Linked DNA regions of Mus musculus: region 1 is linked to region 2. A link is a loop called in an ENCODE intact Hi-C map of the cell type or tissue named here. Cell type or tissue: heart. All regions are shown on one strand. Region 1 overlaps Pkd2l1 (polycystic kidney disease 2-like 1). Region 2 holds the start of Scd2 (stearoyl-Coenzyme A desaturase 2).

Region 1 (8,000 bases), 130 kb after region 2:
TCTGTATTTTAGTGTTTTGGTTTTTTTTTTTTTTTTTTAACTTTTCCACGGGAGCTTGGAGAGACGGCTCAGTGATTATGAGCGTTCAGTGCTCTTCTGAAGGACCTGAGTTCAATTCCCAGCACCTACATCAAGTGGCTCTAGTTCAGGGGATCCAACTCCTCTGGCTCCATGGACACATGCATATCTCCCACATCAGACACACATATACATATTTAAAAATAATAAAATAAAGTAAACCCTCTTCTACTATTTGTCCAGCATAACAAATAGTGACCGAGAACCCATTAAACACTGAATATTAACTGAGCATGGTGGTGTTTGAATAGGTTTGGTCCCCATGTGTTTGAATGCTTGGGAGTGGTACTATTAGGAGGTGTGGCCTTGCTGGAAGAAGTGCATCACTGTGGAGCAGGCTTTGAGGTTTCCTAGTGCTCAAGCTCCACCAGTGTGGGATCAGTCTCCTCCTGGCTGCCTTCAGATTTAAGATGTAGAATTCTCAGCTCCTTCCCCAGCACCACATCTGCCTGCATGCTTCTTGACATGGCGATAATGGACTGAAACTCTGAAACTGTAAGCCAGCCCCAGTTAACTCTTTTATAATAGTTGCCTTGGTCATGGTGTCTCTTCATAGCTATAAAACCCCAACTAGGGCAACACCTTTAAACTCAGCACTTGGGAGGCAGAGGCTGTGAGTTCAAGGCCAGCATAGTATAAACAGTGACTGTCAGGCCAACTAGGGCTACATAGTGACACCCACACCTCTCTCTCTCTCTCTCTCTCTCTTTCTCTCACGTACACATGCACACACACAAAACCTAACCCAATCTTCTCTAGTAGAACTTTTCTGAGGTTTGACATCATGACACTTAGCAAAGTATTTTGCACAAGGTTAGACTTTAAATAGTGTCTGTATAATTAATCTAGAAAGCATCTTTATAATAATCTGAGTTGATAGTACACTCTACATCAAAAAAAATCAATGGTATTTGAAACAGTTTGGCTAAGTGGTGACAAAAAACATCTCTTATTCATTTTATTATTCTCTTTCTCCCTTTCTCTCGCCCCCCTACACAAACACACACACATTAATATTTGAGAGTAACTGAGATATAATGTTTTGTTATTACTACCTTAAAGTACATTTTTGAACAAAGTACTCAATGTTCATAAATAAAAATGTACAAGGAACACCGAGCATTTCCTTATGAGTGTTTCAGCTGTATGTGTGTTTGTATCATGTGCAGGCCCGGTGCCCTCAGAGGTTAAAAAGGGCATCAGATCCCCCCAGAGCTGAATTCAAGAGGTTCCATGTGGATGCTGAGCCTTGATACAGAAATAAATGTTCTAAAGTGCCACGGACCACCCCAGTCGGGTATGGGGGTCCCTGGAACGAGGGTCTTTGAAGCTAGGTGGATAAAGATTCGATGGTGACAAACAGAAACAAACATAGAGGCAGTTTGAATCTGAGTGTGTTTTGCAGCTCTCAAGCAGGGGATTTTATACATTAAAAAAAACCCAACTAAACATTACATCTCTTAGAAACTGTATCTAGTGAAGCAATCACAAATACCAACAAAAATCATTTGGCACAGTAAAGCACAAAAATCATCCAAGCATTACAACTCTGTAACTATGTATTCAGTGAATCACAAACAGAACAGGTAACATCACTATAAATCATCAAAATATAACAATTCTAAAAATATATATTCAATGGGGGCTGTTGTCCAAGGCTAGGAGCATATTTCCAGAAGCAGGTTAATAAATCTTTAATGGGGGCTGGTGAGATGGCTCAGTGGGTAAGAGCACCCGACTGCTCTTCCGAAGGTCCAGAGTTCAAATCCCAGCAACCACATGGTGGCTCACAACCATCCGTAACGAGATCTGACTCCCTCTTCTGGAGTGTCTGAAGACAGCTACAATGTACTTCCATATAATAAATAAATAAATCTTAAAAAAAAAATAAAAATAAAATAAATAAATCTTTAATGGTCAGTGCTTTTAACCGCTGTGCTAACTCTCCAGCCCCATGGTCAATTATTATTTAACATCTAATACCTGATTTTTTATAAATCTTCAATATGTAAATTTAAATTATTTATTTCTTTCTAATTAAGGCTTTCTTTACCATATACCAAAATCCACCTCCAATGACACACATGTAGCCATATGAAATTTTATTGTTGGGAAATTTTTTATCTATCACAATAGTTTTGTAAATTATTTTAAAAGTAAAGTGTTGGTTTCCCTGGGGATAAGGTCATGTTAGTGACCCCATCTCTAGGGATGGTTTCTTACCCATTCTCACTTAAGATCTTGGCCTAGGCTAGCAGGAACTTGTAAATAAGAAAAGGAATAAGAAAAAACAAAACAGATAGATTGCCATGAGAACTACGGCTCAATATTTTTTCTCCAGCGAAGAGTTCCACAATCGGTTCCAAGAGGCCTCCTCATTTTGAGGTCATTCGCCTCAGTCTGTGGAACTTGTCACACAGATCCTACTGGAGTTTGTGTGGCACTAAAGTATGGGCCATCTTTTCTGTTCCCAGGAATTGAGAGTATTTGAATGGAGAAACCAAGTTTAGACTTTAATCTAAAAAGATCTTAAGGTTCCATCTTGGTGTTTTTACACATACAAACTTTAATTAAAGATTCGTTTAGGGGAATGAATACTGGATTTCTGTGTGTTAATAAGCATTTTACCTGCTGATGGCATTTTTCTTAGAAAACATAAGTTTTACTGTCTCAGAAAATAATCAGAGATTATGAGGGTCAGGCCTATAGCTCAATGGGAGATAATTGTCCAGCATACTCAAAACCTTGTGTTCACTTCTCAGCACTGGAAAAATAACAAAAGCAAAACCAGATGCAAGGGCAGCTATAATCACAGCACCTGGAAAGTAGGGAGGTTCGGGAGTTCTAGATCAGCCTTATCTACACAGAAGTTCAATGCCAGCCAGGGCTACATGAAACTCTGTATCAGAACAAGCAGGCAAGGAGGCAAGGAGGCAAGGAGGCAAGAAGGCAAGGAGGCAAGGAGGCAAGGAGGCAAGGAGGCAGGCAGGCAGGCAGGCAGGCAGGCAGGCAGGCAGGCAGGCAGGCAGGCAGGCAGGCAGGCAGGCAGGCAGGCAGGCAGGCAGGCAGGCAGGCAGGCAAGCAAACAGACAAAAGACTGAAGCTACTAAGCTCCCCTAGGTAGTTGACAGCAATTCAGAGCTACAATAGTTCTAAGCTTTAATTTAACCTGGACTAGAAAAACCCTGGGGCTAAGAGTACCACCTAGTGGCCACTCAGCAGTATAACAATCTCAGCATCTGTCTCTCTCCAGATACTGTGGACAGATAACCTCAGACACGAGTTAGAACTAAGGCCATGTCCTGGACATTGTTATTAGAGTGGAATGGGATAATTCGAGGAACAATGATCCTGTCTTTGCTAATGCCCTTCCACGATGAAGTATGATGTCTGTAGCTGTAACCAGGGATCTCTCTAAACATGCTCCAGTCTACAAATCTTTCTTTTCCTAAATTGGATGGGAAGGAAACGTGTGTCCCAAGATCCGAAAAATAAAGTTAGTGTTTTTATTCGTGTGTATTTCTATACATCGTGGTGTACTTGTTTATTTAATTTACTTTGTATATGCATACATACACATGCCATTAGCATGTATGTGGAAGTCAGAGGACAGCTTGTGGGAGTCCTCTCCATCTACTCCATGGGTGATGAGAACTAAATTCCTGATATCAGGTTTCCATCCCTCATAAAGATACCTCATTCAAGTATATCAAAAACTTTGATTAGACTCACTCCTTAATAATAACCTCCCCTTTTACCCCTTTCTTCTTCTTCTTCCTCCTCTTCTTCTTGTACCTTCCTTCTATACCCACACCCCTGTGTGAGTGCTTGTATGTGGCGTGTGTGTGTGTGTGTGTGTGTGTGTGTGTGTGAGTAAAATCAAGCTTGGATCCACATGTGAGAGAAAATATTTGGTATTTTTCTTTCTGGGTCTAATTGCTTAATATAATGATCCAATTCCATCTCTTTCTCTACAGATGATACAATTTCATTCCCCTTTGCCACTGACTTTATAGTACATATGCCGTATTTTCTTTCACCTGTGGACAGACACGCAGGCTGATTGCATAACTTGGCTGTGAACACTGCTCTAGTGAGCATGGGCCTGCAGGTGACTGTTAGGCTAGCCTGTCCTTTACAGACGTTCCCAGGCATCTGCAGACAGAGCACACTGTAGTTCTAGTTGTGATTTCGTGAGGCGCCTCCACACCGATTTCTACAGTGGATGGTCGCATTTATGTTCCTAGTCACAGGATATGAGGTTTCCTTCCACTTCCATCCCTGTCAGCATTTATTGTTGTTATTTCCTTAATCATGGCCATTCAGGCTAGAGTGTGGGAGAATCTTAGCATGCTTTTGATTGGCATTTCTCTGATGCTAAACATGTAGGATAGTTTCATATGATTAGCTACTTGTACTTCATCTTTCAAAAACTGTTCATTTCACTTGCACATGTATTGATTAGACTGCTTTATTATTTGATTTAAAAAACTCTTTATATATTCCTGGTGTTAGCACTCAGTTAGATGTGCCACTAGTAAAGACTCCTCCTGTGCTATGGGCTGTTTCTCCAGACATTGGTGCATCTTATCACACACTTTTATTGCATTGAGGCCAATCTATGCTTTTATATTCAGTGGTGTTGTTTCATGAAATTGAGTGCAAAAGTGCTTGCTGCATGTGTGTTTAGAATTGTTATAGCCTCTTAATGAACTATTTCCTTAATCAATATGAAATAAACTTTATTATCTCTTCTGATTAATTCTGGTTTAAAGTTGACTCAGATATTAGTATCTGAGTTCCACTGGAGAAAAAAAAATTAAAGGAATTGCTTTCAAGAGGCTGAGAAATCCTATTTTAAAAATTCTAACAGGATTATACACATACAGGGAATTATAATAAAAATATAAAGAATTAATAGATTCACTTAAATACTTAAATATGAAGATACTCCTTAGTCCTACCCTCCCCCACTATCTTTTGAAAGTAAATTTAAAGACATAATGACGTAAAGCCTCGTTACTCCCAAATACCTTAATTTTTAAGGTGGGGAATAGTCTATTGTCAAAATTAGTATATTTGTCATTGATCTAATACTGCCATTTAATGAACAACCCTTATTACAATTCCACCAATTACTTTACCAATAGCTGTTCTAACACAAAAGAGAGTGTAACCCAGGACCCATCTCCAAAGCTCATATTACATATTGATTTTAGGTTTTCACCTTGTTAAAAATAAAAAACTCAGCCGGTATGATGGCCCAAATGTTTTGGCCCAACACTCAGGCAGAGCTCTGTGAGTTTATAGTTAGCTTGATCTATATAGCAAGTTCAGTGGCGGCCAGGACTACATAGAAGAGACCCTGTCTCAAGAACAAAACAAAGCAAGCAAACAAACAAACAAGTCCATTGAGTAACACGATAAATAATAATAACAAATTAGAACCCATATGGGGAAAAACTGAAAAGACCACAGATGACTTAGTCACTGCCCTAGTGCTGTGAGGAGACACCATGACCCAGGCAACTCTTATAAAGGAAAGCAGTTAACTGGGAGCTGGCTTACAGTTTCAGAGCATTAGCCCATCATCATCATAGCAGAGAGCACGGTGGCATGCATGGCACTGGAGCAGCAGCTGAGAGCTACATCCTGATATGTAGTCAGGGGGAGGGGGAGGGGGAGGGGGAGGGGGAGGGGGAGAGGGAGAGGGAGAGGCTGGATCTGGCAAAGCCCACCTTCAGTGATACACTTCCTCCAACAATGCCACACCACTTAACCCTTGAAATCCTTCTCAAAGGATTCCACTCCCTGGTGACTAAGCCTTCAAATATATGAGTCCCTGGCGGCCATTATTATTCAAACAACCACAATTGGCTAATGTAAAAGAAATAATTGATGGAAAACAAACTCACCATTTGATGATCATCTTGGTAATAATTAAACAAAATTCATCAATAAATACTTGCATCTCATTGGTGAAAGATGAATGAGATATTTATAGAATGTGAGACTCTACATCCCAAAATGTATATTAATTCTAAAAGAGAAAATTATAATTTTACATGGAAGAAACATAGTAGGCACCATCTTTGTTTGTTTGTTTGTTTGTTGTGTTTTTTTGAGTCAGGGTTTCTCTGTGTAACGGCTCTGCCTGTCCTGGAACTCACTGTGTAGACTAGGCTGGCCTTGAACTTAGAGATCCGCCTGCCTCTGCCTCCCGAGTGCTGGGATTAAAGGCGTGCAGCACTGCAGCCTAGCAAACACCATCTTAATAAGGGATCAGAATTAACTTTAGCAGTAAGGCATCAACAGACAACCTGTATTTTCTGTATGACGCACTACGATGAACACAACATCACTCATGAGGCCATTCCCTTCAAACCCATCACCTGAATGTAGTCAGGAGGAAACATCAGACTAGCCCAGAGTGAGGGACAACCTATGAAAAAGTGGTGTATACATTTTAAACTCTGCCGTTAAGCACAGAAACTTAGAGCTTCTCTATTTTCAACACACAGGGCTGGGGCTGGGGCTGGGGCTGGGGCTGGGGCTGGGGCTGGGGCTGGGGCTGGGGCTGGGGCTGGGGCATTAAAGCAGTTGAATGAGGTGCCATTATTCAGAACAGAAGTCAGATTTTTTTTTTTTTGATCTGCAATGCAATGAACCCTGATCCCAGGAGATGCTGGCACCCACTATGGTGCCCACTATGCCTACCCGTCACTCCGATGGCTTTAGGATCAGTGACGCTAGAAGTCATGAGGTTTCCTCTCTATTGCAAGACATTTAGCCTGAGTCTTACTCTAGAATTCAGAAGCGAAAATCAAGAACAAATAAATAAAGGGAAGCTTTGCCCAGTGCAGACATCTTTGAGCTCTAGCACAGAAGAACTAGACAGTTAAGCTGAGTCTAGGGAGAAAAGTGAGATTTCAGAATGACGATGTCAACTGAATTACCAAGTGGGGCGAAGCTACTCTTGCTGCCACACCTTTCCCTAAAACATCTCCTGGAACCCCTAGTGGTACCATCACCTTCCCCAGACCTCTGGGAGAAGTCTGATGGGCTCCTCCTATTCCACCTGATCCCAGGGCAGTGGGCTTTCCTGACTCTTCTGGGGAGGTGGACCTTGAGGACATGCCCCTTGGGTTGTGTTCTAGTGACCTACGGAATGACAAGTTCTAGTGCCTATTACTACACCAAAGTGATGTCTGAATTGTTCCTACACACCCCATCCGACTCTGGAGTCTCCTTCCAAACCATCAGCAGCATGTCAGACTTCTGGGATGTGAGTACGGATGGCGCTGCTTTCACCCCACCCCCACCCTCGCCCCTAGGCTCTCCTTCTTAATGGTCTGAGACACAAGGCAGAGGGTCAGTCTGGAACCAGGGCAAATGAAAGGATAAAGCCGAATTAACAGATTGGGCTAGGGTGAAGGTGGAGGCTGGAGAGAGGTGAGGGTATCCATCTGGGGGTTGACCAGCAGGAAACAGAGTTAGCGCAGTCAACTGTGGGAGTCCAAACAGTAGAGGCTAGGGGCAAGTTGAGGGCTCAGGGAAAGATCATGCAGTACAGTAAGCAGGAGGCTGGACCAGGCCCAACCCAGCTTCTGGTCCAGTTTGCTCAGGGCCCACTCCTGGACAGTTTGTACTGGACAAAGTGGTACAACAACCAGAGCCTGGGGCGTGGCTCCCACTCCTTCATCTACTATGAGAACCTGCTCCTGGGAGCCCCAAGGTTGCGGCAGCTGCGCGTGCGCAATGACTCCTGTGTGGTTCATGAAGACTTCCGGGAGGACATTTTGAACTGTTATGATGTGTACTCGCCGGACAAAGAAGATCAGCTCCCCTTTGGACCTCAGAACGGCACAGCGTGAGTGAGCCCCTGCCAAAAGTGTAGGGCCACCCCTTTGAGCTTGCCCGTC
Region 2 (8,000 bases):
GAACGGTTCACTTATGGTCTAAGAAACCAGAGTCAGTGCTCAGCTCTTGTGTGCCCTTTATACTAAAGACCCACAACTGCCAAGCTGTGTGACACCCCTGGGACTCTAAGATGAAAAGTGACCCGGCACATGGGGACCCTTTCTTGTTTCCCTTTACAAGTGACTCTATGGTATATGGACTTCAGCACTGATCTTCACTCTAGGGGACCACATAGCAGTAGAAACAATGGCTGTCCTAGTCAACTATCCAGACCTTGATCCCTGACTACCCACCCCTGGGCGGAGACACAGCCACAGCACCCACTTCTTACCTGGAACGCCATGGTGTTGGCAATGATGAGGAAGAGCCTCAGGGGCAGCCGTGCCTTGTATGTTCTGTGGCTCCACAGGCGATGAGCCCCGGCTGTGATGCCCAGGGCGCTGATTACATAGTACAAATACGCTGTAGGACCAGAAAGTTGGGTGTCACCAACAAGCCAAGATCCATAAGGGAAGTATGCCAAAGACAGGTTCCTGGCACCCGTCAGCTTCTCAGTTAGCCTTTGGGTAAAGGCCTGGTTTTCCCTGCAGCCCTGGGGCGCACTGATTTGTAGAAACTTCATACATTTTAAACATTTGGTACCACTGGTCATCACGAGTCTGGCTATCACTGGGTTTCATTCCCAGGGCCAATGTTCTTTGACCTCTAGCAGTCCTCTAAAGATTTCTGGTCAGGAAACTGCATTTCCTCAACTTAGAACCCATATCCAAGGGCAGTTCTGAAGCACCAGCCAGAACAGCTTGGGCAATGGCTAACTGGAAAAGACAAGCAGTGGCATACTGAATAGCTAACTCTACACAAGGCTTTTAGCAAAGGTGCATTTCAACACCACAGCAGCATAACGGGAAGTCAGATTTGCATAGTGGCGCAAACATTACCAAGGGTACTAATACTCTCATATTCTCCACACACCTTGAACAAGGTACTACTAGTTGTACCAAGCACTTTTATTAAAGAAACAGATTCTGGAAAAGGTCGTCTGTCTACTGTTCGAAGGTGAGTTTTCCATCCGCCATCACCTGTTTCCGTTCTACTACTCAGCCCCTAAGATCTGCATATCCACTCCCTCGTCTTGTTTCTCTCCCTGGCCATGGTCCTGTCCTTGCAGAATGTTAGATGCTCAAAGCTGGCAGAAAAACACTGCTTCACTGTCCTTGAAGCAGAAAGGCTCAAGAAGTGACAGTCCTGATATCTCACTGGGACAGAGAGCGGTACAGACATCTGACACCCTCCCCCTATTTGCAGAACTAGGGAGCAGGGGCCTTGGTAGAATAGGCTAATACTGGCTCCCTCCCAAGGAACACCAAGAAACAAAGGACCTTCACAGACTACAGAACTTAGTTGCTACTGGAAACACCCCACATTGCACCAACTGCTGCGTCCTTCTGCAGTCAGATAACATGTTTCCTGAGACCCCTCTCTCCTCCTTCCCAACTCCCGTACCTCCTACAGGATCCCAGGAGACCAGCCACGGATGAAAGGCCTTCCTATCTGGAAAAATCCTAGGGTAACCAGAGCCCTGCATCACGGGATGGCTTTGGGCAGAGCCAAAGCCCTTCGCTGAGCACCAAGGGCTTATGCTGCAGATGACCCAAGTAGACTGGATCAAAACTCAGATGATGGGGTAGAGGGGTGTGTGTGTGTGTGTGTGTGTGTGTGTGTGTGTGTGTGGTTGTGCGCACAACCACACAGGACACACAAACCTAGGCAGTCTTAGGCCTCTTCAGTCCACCTCTCCGTCTAGCAAACAGGAGACTTAGATCCCTCCCCTGTCTGCCAGAAAAGTGTTCACAATGGTGGGTAGGAACTATCTCTTTCTTAGCTTTAACTTCAGAATCGGGATGGGGAGGGGGAGGGGGAGGGGGTGGAGCTTTGTAAAATCTCTCTGTGCTGTCAAAAGCACCTATTCGGCTCCAGAGTTACGGAGTCCACAAAGGTACAAAAGACTCTTAAAGCAGCCGAGTCAGGAAAAGGCTGGCAGGGCACACAACTATTCTAAAGAAGTATTCCATTCCTACTTTTGACAAAGATGTGAAGACTATGAGTGGGAGCTGGGTGGTGGTGGCACACGCCTTTGATCCCCGAACTCAGGAAGTAGAGGCAGGCCGATCTTGCAGTTGGAGGCCAGTCTGGTCTAAAGACCCAGTTCCAGGACAGCCAGGGCTACACAGAGAAACCTTGTCTTGGGAGAAAAAGTTTGGTACCTGGAAAACTCTCAAGAATCGAATCTCACCACTTATAGGACCTAGGAGGACTGAGGCAGAGAGACAGCCAACAATGAGACAACCAGCCTTTCTATACACTGTCCTGCAAGAGACCTGCCATTAGTACCTACATGCAGATACTGTTCTAGAAAATCAATTGTTCTAAAGAAACCCTTGCTCTCCGCTTCTCTGAGAGCAGCAAGAGGCCCTGACTATAGATGCAGTCCCTCCTTCCTGGTTCAATGTTCAGTTGTGTAACCACCCGCAAAGCACATGCGTGTCGCTAGGGGGCAGCACTACCCATGGCTCCCTGGGCAGCTGAGCTAGGCAGGTCAGTGGCACAGGGGCACACTCATCACAGTTGGGCTGTGGCTGCTCCAGGCTCTCTTCCTGCTCAGGAGGTATGTGTTAGGTGTGGAGAGAAAAGTGCCACAGCACAATGTGGACAGGAAAAGAGGGGCAGAAGGCTGAATAGAAGGTAAAACCTTCCTGCAATCTTATTTTATTCTAAGAATGGTCTGTTGACTGGCTTGTACCAAATCGTGGTACCATACACCTTTGAACTTGGATATACAGGAGCCTTCGTCATCTTTCTCCAGGCAAACCAGCCTAGTCTGGCCAGGCAGGAAGTCCAAACAGTTAGGCTTATAACCTACCCTCTGTTCTCTCTGCCTAAAACAGCATCCCATGGCTTTGTCCCCTCACTGGACTCAACAGGTTACCCACTAGGCCCGTGGTCTAGCTCTTGGCTCTGACGTCTCTGAGGCAGGCCCTGCTTCTCTTGTGGCAGGCAAAGCTGGGACAGGTGCCATCAAGTGACTCATACAGAAAAGCCTGCTCAGAGACCTCTGCATCAATGTTATGAGACTCTCAAGACTCAAGTTCCCCCCTCCCCCCATTCTTAACACCACGAGGTTCTTTGCCCAGTCCAGCTGGTCCAACAAGAACCAAAAAGAAAGGGCCACTGCCTTGGGTCAGAGACCAGAGGCCACCTCTTTAAAGATCAAGGAGAAATCTGAAGTATTGGCCCAAGACAAGGGGTGCTGCTCACCGAAGAGACAGGTGTAGAGCTTGCAGGAGGGAACCAGTGTGATCCCGTACAAGGCTCCCAAATGCAGCAGGGCCATGAGAATGATGTTCCTCCAGACGTACTCCAGCTTGGGCGGGGGCCCCTCATCATCCTGATAGGTGGGGTCATATAGATCATCTTTTAGTTCAGGGCGAACATCTGCTCCCCAGTGGTGAGAACTCTTTTCAAACTTCTCGCCTCCATTCTGCTGTCCCCCAGAAGGTGGCGCTGTGATTGTGGTGGTGGCTGAGTAAGCGCCAGAGATCTGCAATGAGAGGGGGTGGAGAATTAGGGACTGCAGACGCGTGGGGGCAGCAGGGGTTACTTTCCCTCTAATATAACTGCGGGAGAGATGCAATAACGGCCATACCCCAGTGCCAAGGTTGCATGACTGTAGAGCGCACCAATGGAACACGGAAATGTGCAGGCCATCGGGAATAAGCCTTATGATGAAGGGGCAGGAAAGGACGCTTTATTAGCAGCACCCTTAGCAACTCACAAAGGAAAATCTGCGCATATCGAAAAGAGGTCAGGTTTTACTTTAAGAAACACAAGTTGGGACAATCAACTGTACTGAGTAAAAATCCGGTTATCACCCGGTCCAGAAACAATCTATCAAGGTTGAGCAATTCGGAAATGATGGCTAAATGCTCCCAGCTGCTCTGAACTCTCTCCAACCCTCAACAGCCACCCACCTAGAAGTCCAATCTGCAACCGCCAACCTGAGGAGGGGGTGGGGGGTGGGGTGTAAGCTCACCTCTTGCAGTATGTGGGCCGGCATCTTGGCGTCGGATGCTGGGGTCACGTTCCCAGGGATGAGAACGTGCAGCGAGCTTCAGACCTCAGCGACAAAGGGTGCTATGACTAAGTTTCTGCAGCCCGCTGCGCGGTACAAGCTCTGGGCCAGAGCTGGCAGTGGGGTATTAATGTCCTGTATATCCTTAGGTTCGTTATATTGATCAATGACCAGATAAAAAATCAAAAACTGGCTGGCCAGGGCAGCCGCGGGCGGAGATAAGGATAGAAAATGAGAGGACGCCAAAATCGCAGCTTGCAGCCACCGGTGTCCAGGAGTCAGAATACTGCAGACACCAACACCGCATTGTCCCATCCCTAGCCAAGCGGAGGGGGGCGATGCTAATGAGGCCTTCGTAAACTCTGGCTAGTCATTGGCCGATGGGAATTTGGTACCACCTCGTCCTGCTGCTCTCATTGGCTCTGCACAATCTGCTGTTCCCTCTGCCTCCAGCTCCGCCCCCCCCTCCTCCCTTCTTTTTCTGCTCCTGGCTTCTCACCCATCCCCCGCTGGTCCTCCACCCAGCCCCCACCCTGCCACGGGGGCGCTTCAGCGCTTTCTCTGGAAGAGAAGACCCAATCTAGCAGTGGGGGTTGGCTACCGGGGCAGGAAGACGCGGAGAGGTACATAAAGTGGGAAAGCCACTAGAGCGCCGACCACTTGCAACTCCATCCGGTCTTTGCATTTCCAGAGGCGCGTGGGAGGGGAAATGGCTACCACCAACAGAGAGCAAAGCTGAGAGGGGCCTCCCTCCCCAACAGGCGCCTCTGTAGTCCCTTTTGGAACAATGGCTCAGCCTTGCCCACCAGCTCCAGGATGCTTACCAGATAATAACTCGGAGCTCTGGTACTGTAATCAAGTTTTCATAGATCTGTGGCTTGCCCATTCACACTGGTCTGGGTCACCATGGTCACTGTGCACACTCCGAGAGCACAGCCAAGGTCAGTCAGCAGTATCTCAATCCCACCCCTCACCCCCCACTTCCCACCTCACGCCTTGCGAATACATGTGGCACCTTTAGGAGACTCTTTTGTTGAAAGTTTGCAGTTTGCTATCTGAAAACCGCCGAAAAGCATCTAGCCGAGGGAGCCTTATGTATGTGGAGTAGGAACAGAGAGTGGGTATTAAATTATTACTGCAAGGTTCTCTGTGACCGCTCAGTGGGTAGCCCTGTTCTTCCACTCTAAGCAGGAAGAAGGGGACATAGGGACATACGGAGATGGGATAAACTGTTCAGCCGGCAAGGGGAGGAGCTAGCTGTGCTGAAACGCTTTCAAGCCACTCCTCAGAGGACCCTATGACCCTTGAACCTTGGGTGCTCTGACCTAACACACCTCCCTCGCTGCCCCATCTTCTCTGGGGCCTGTGTTAACTCTTTCAAGAGATAGAACTTGTAGCCTATGCAGGCGGTGCATTCACAGAGTACCTTCTGTATCCAGGTCACCCCATTACTGTATCTCCCACCTCTAGGAAAAGGGGTTGATAGACATCTTGTCTTCTCAAGAAGAGAGATGCCAGGCATTTCCTGAGACCAAACCAGACCTCTTGCCTTCTGGTCTCAGGGGCTTGCCAACTCTCTGGCTTGTGACCAGACACCTCCATTGCAGGCCTGGCTCACTGACCATAGCCAAGAATGCTGAACAAGACCAGGTGTCCTCAGCAAATGGCTGGCGGAGGCTCAGAGGTACTGTGTGAAGTTATCTGGAGATGTCACTTCCCCCTGGGTTGTCTGCGTGATGTCTGATCTTTTACTAGCTGTGGGTTTGTCCTTTGTCCTTGGCTGTTAAAAACAAACTCCCTTAGACTGTGAGGCCTTTACAACAGATACTGGCTCCTCACGGTTCTGGGGGCTGGGTATCTATAGCAAAGCCCCAGCAGTTTGATTCTGCCAAGAATGGGCCTTTGATTCTTAGGTGGCCATCTCTGTGTTCAATGGGGAAGGGGTGAGCTTTGTCTCTGGGGTTTCTCTTTAAAAACAAACAAAAAGATTTAGTATTACTTGTAATTATACGGACATGTGTGTGTGTGTGTGCATATGCACACATGTGTGAAGGTACTTGAGAATGCTAGAGGTGGCAGGTTCCCAGGAACTGGAGTTGAGCAGTCTGTGTGGGAACTGAGAATCCAACTCTGGTGCTCTGAAAGAACAGCAAATGCTCTTAATGGCTGAACCGCCTCTCCAAATCCTGGGGTCTCTTTTAAAAGGACCACTCCCATCATCCACAGGGTGTGTGTGTGTGTGTGTGTGTGTGTGTGTGTGTGTGGTGGAGCATCACCCTCCATGCTACTATTCCAGATACTGATGAAGGTCCACCAGATGAGTTGGGATTTCCAAGTATCTATTGCATGCTGCTTTGGGGAAGAAGACACAGTGTTTCCTTTGGAATGCCTTGATTGCTACTAAAGGCAGCTCTCCACTGGAGACAAACTGCCCTTACATTCCCTCAACCTGCAGCCTACAGTGCTGCCTGCATCAGAGCTGGTTGGTGATGTTTCTTAAGCCAGCTGCCATTGCATTCATTGTCTATCGGAGAAAGCAAGGGAGGCCTGCCAAGACAATGACGTAGAACAGGAGTCCTACATTTCTCTCCCTTGGGGAGAAAGTTCTGGAAACCTAGAAAAGGAATGAGTTAAGGGTTCCAGGAAGAAAAGGTGGGAGACCATGTTAACTGTTGATAATCAAGATAGGAAACTGCCTGTCTCATCCCGTGTGGGCCAGCTTCAATAAAGCTGTGTGATAGGGATGATACAGCACAGCATGAGGCCTGGCATCAAGAAGTACGAAGTGACCAGGTTGAAAGGTATAGGTAATATGTGATGAATGTTTGCCTATGCTTGCGTTTGCAGGGATGCAGGGATGCAGGGATGCGAGAAGTGCAGGCTTCTTTGGTACAGCAATGCACAGTGTGTGCGTGGAAGCTGGGGACGGGACTATAAAGTTTTCTGTATGAAAAAGGACACACAGTGTATGGCAGTTTTTAATTTTGACCCTTCAACTCAAGAGAGTAAGAATAAAACAACCCCCCACATTGGTATATTAAGTAAATAAGTTAATTGTAGGGTGTTCCTATTGGCCACAGCATGGAGCCTGTACTTCTTTTGGGGGCTTTGGAGGCCCTCTGGACCTTGGTCCTTCCCTGCTTATGTCTTTCCCTTAAATGTCTTCATTTCTCTTCAGTCCCATTTTTCAATATTAAACGATAAAAATATTCCTTTCCCTTTGCCTAGAGCATTCTTCCCTCCGACCTTTACCCACTGCTGACCTTACTGATTCCTGGTCTTGTATTTTGTTTTTGTTTTTAAATTACCCAATGGTTTTACCAGGCTGGCTCCCCATGTCGGGTGGTTTCCGCTTTTCTGACAGCTGTACTGAAATTTACCAAGAAAATAGGGCTTGGGTACCTGACCCAAGAAGGGCTTTAAATAGGTGTTTGTTTATTAAACTTGTTACATAATCATAACTAGATAATTGAACTATAATATTATTTATAATAATAATATAAATAAGATTATCCTCTTTATTATTTCTTTCAGGAATAATAATAGGCAATAGGTGAGCAGTATAGTAAAAAGGTTATGAAAAGATGAATCTTGAGGTGGGCATTGTTTCCTTACTTCTCGGGATGGCAAGTCATAGGACTTTCAGGACATGCAGATGTGGTGGCAGGTGAGTGGCCCTGGGACTTTGCAGTAAGACTCACAGGGAGGCATGTTTTCTAGCTCTCATGTCTAAGCCAAAAGCAGATGCTAAGCAGGCGAAGAGAACAGAGAGGAGAGAGCCACAGGCTTGGCTCCAGGAGCTTCGACCTCCTTCAGCAAGGCACTTGCTAGAGAAGTCTTTCTCGGTTGGGATGTGGGAACTCAGTAAGAGAAAAGAAACAAAGTTACTGT

The links. A loop is a pair of places that touch in the nucleus more often than their neighbours do. Peaks named below come from ENCODE experiments on the same cell type or tissue, not always from the same donor. Only the 100,000 strongest peaks of a DNase experiment are listed, where the experiment ranks them.
Region 1: it touches region 2 in a loop (3-fold over the local background); 3 of 42 quality-filtered maps call a loop at or near these places.

The regions. Positions count from the first base shown.
Region 1 is chr19:44,157,000-44,164,999 of GRCm38, reverse strand. Pkd2l1 (polycystic kidney disease 2-like 1) reads left to right here. Exons shown (of 15, transcript NM_181422.3): 3 at 7,236-7,363; 4 at 7,695-7,948. Among named protein-coding and RNA genes, the nearest start is that of Bloc1s2, 15 kb to the right of the region's middle. In heart, a CTCF peak has its summit at 3,285 (motif pointing left); no DNase peak of the experiment used is centred here; H3K27me3 peaks cover 898 bases.
Region 2 is chr19:44,290,482-44,298,481 of GRCm38, reverse strand. Scd2 (stearoyl-Coenzyme A desaturase 2) reads right to left here and starts at 4,806. Exons shown (of 6, transcript NM_009128.2): 1 at 4,071-4,806; 2 at 3,296-3,578; 3 at 312-442. The coding sequence starts at 4,094. In heart, CTCF peaks have their summits at 3,329, 3,533 (motif pointing right) and 4,472; DNase peaks (open chromatin) are centred at 2,521, 3,061, 3,601, 4,511 and 2 weaker places; H3K4me3 peaks cover 5,804 bases; H3K27ac peaks cover 4,455 bases.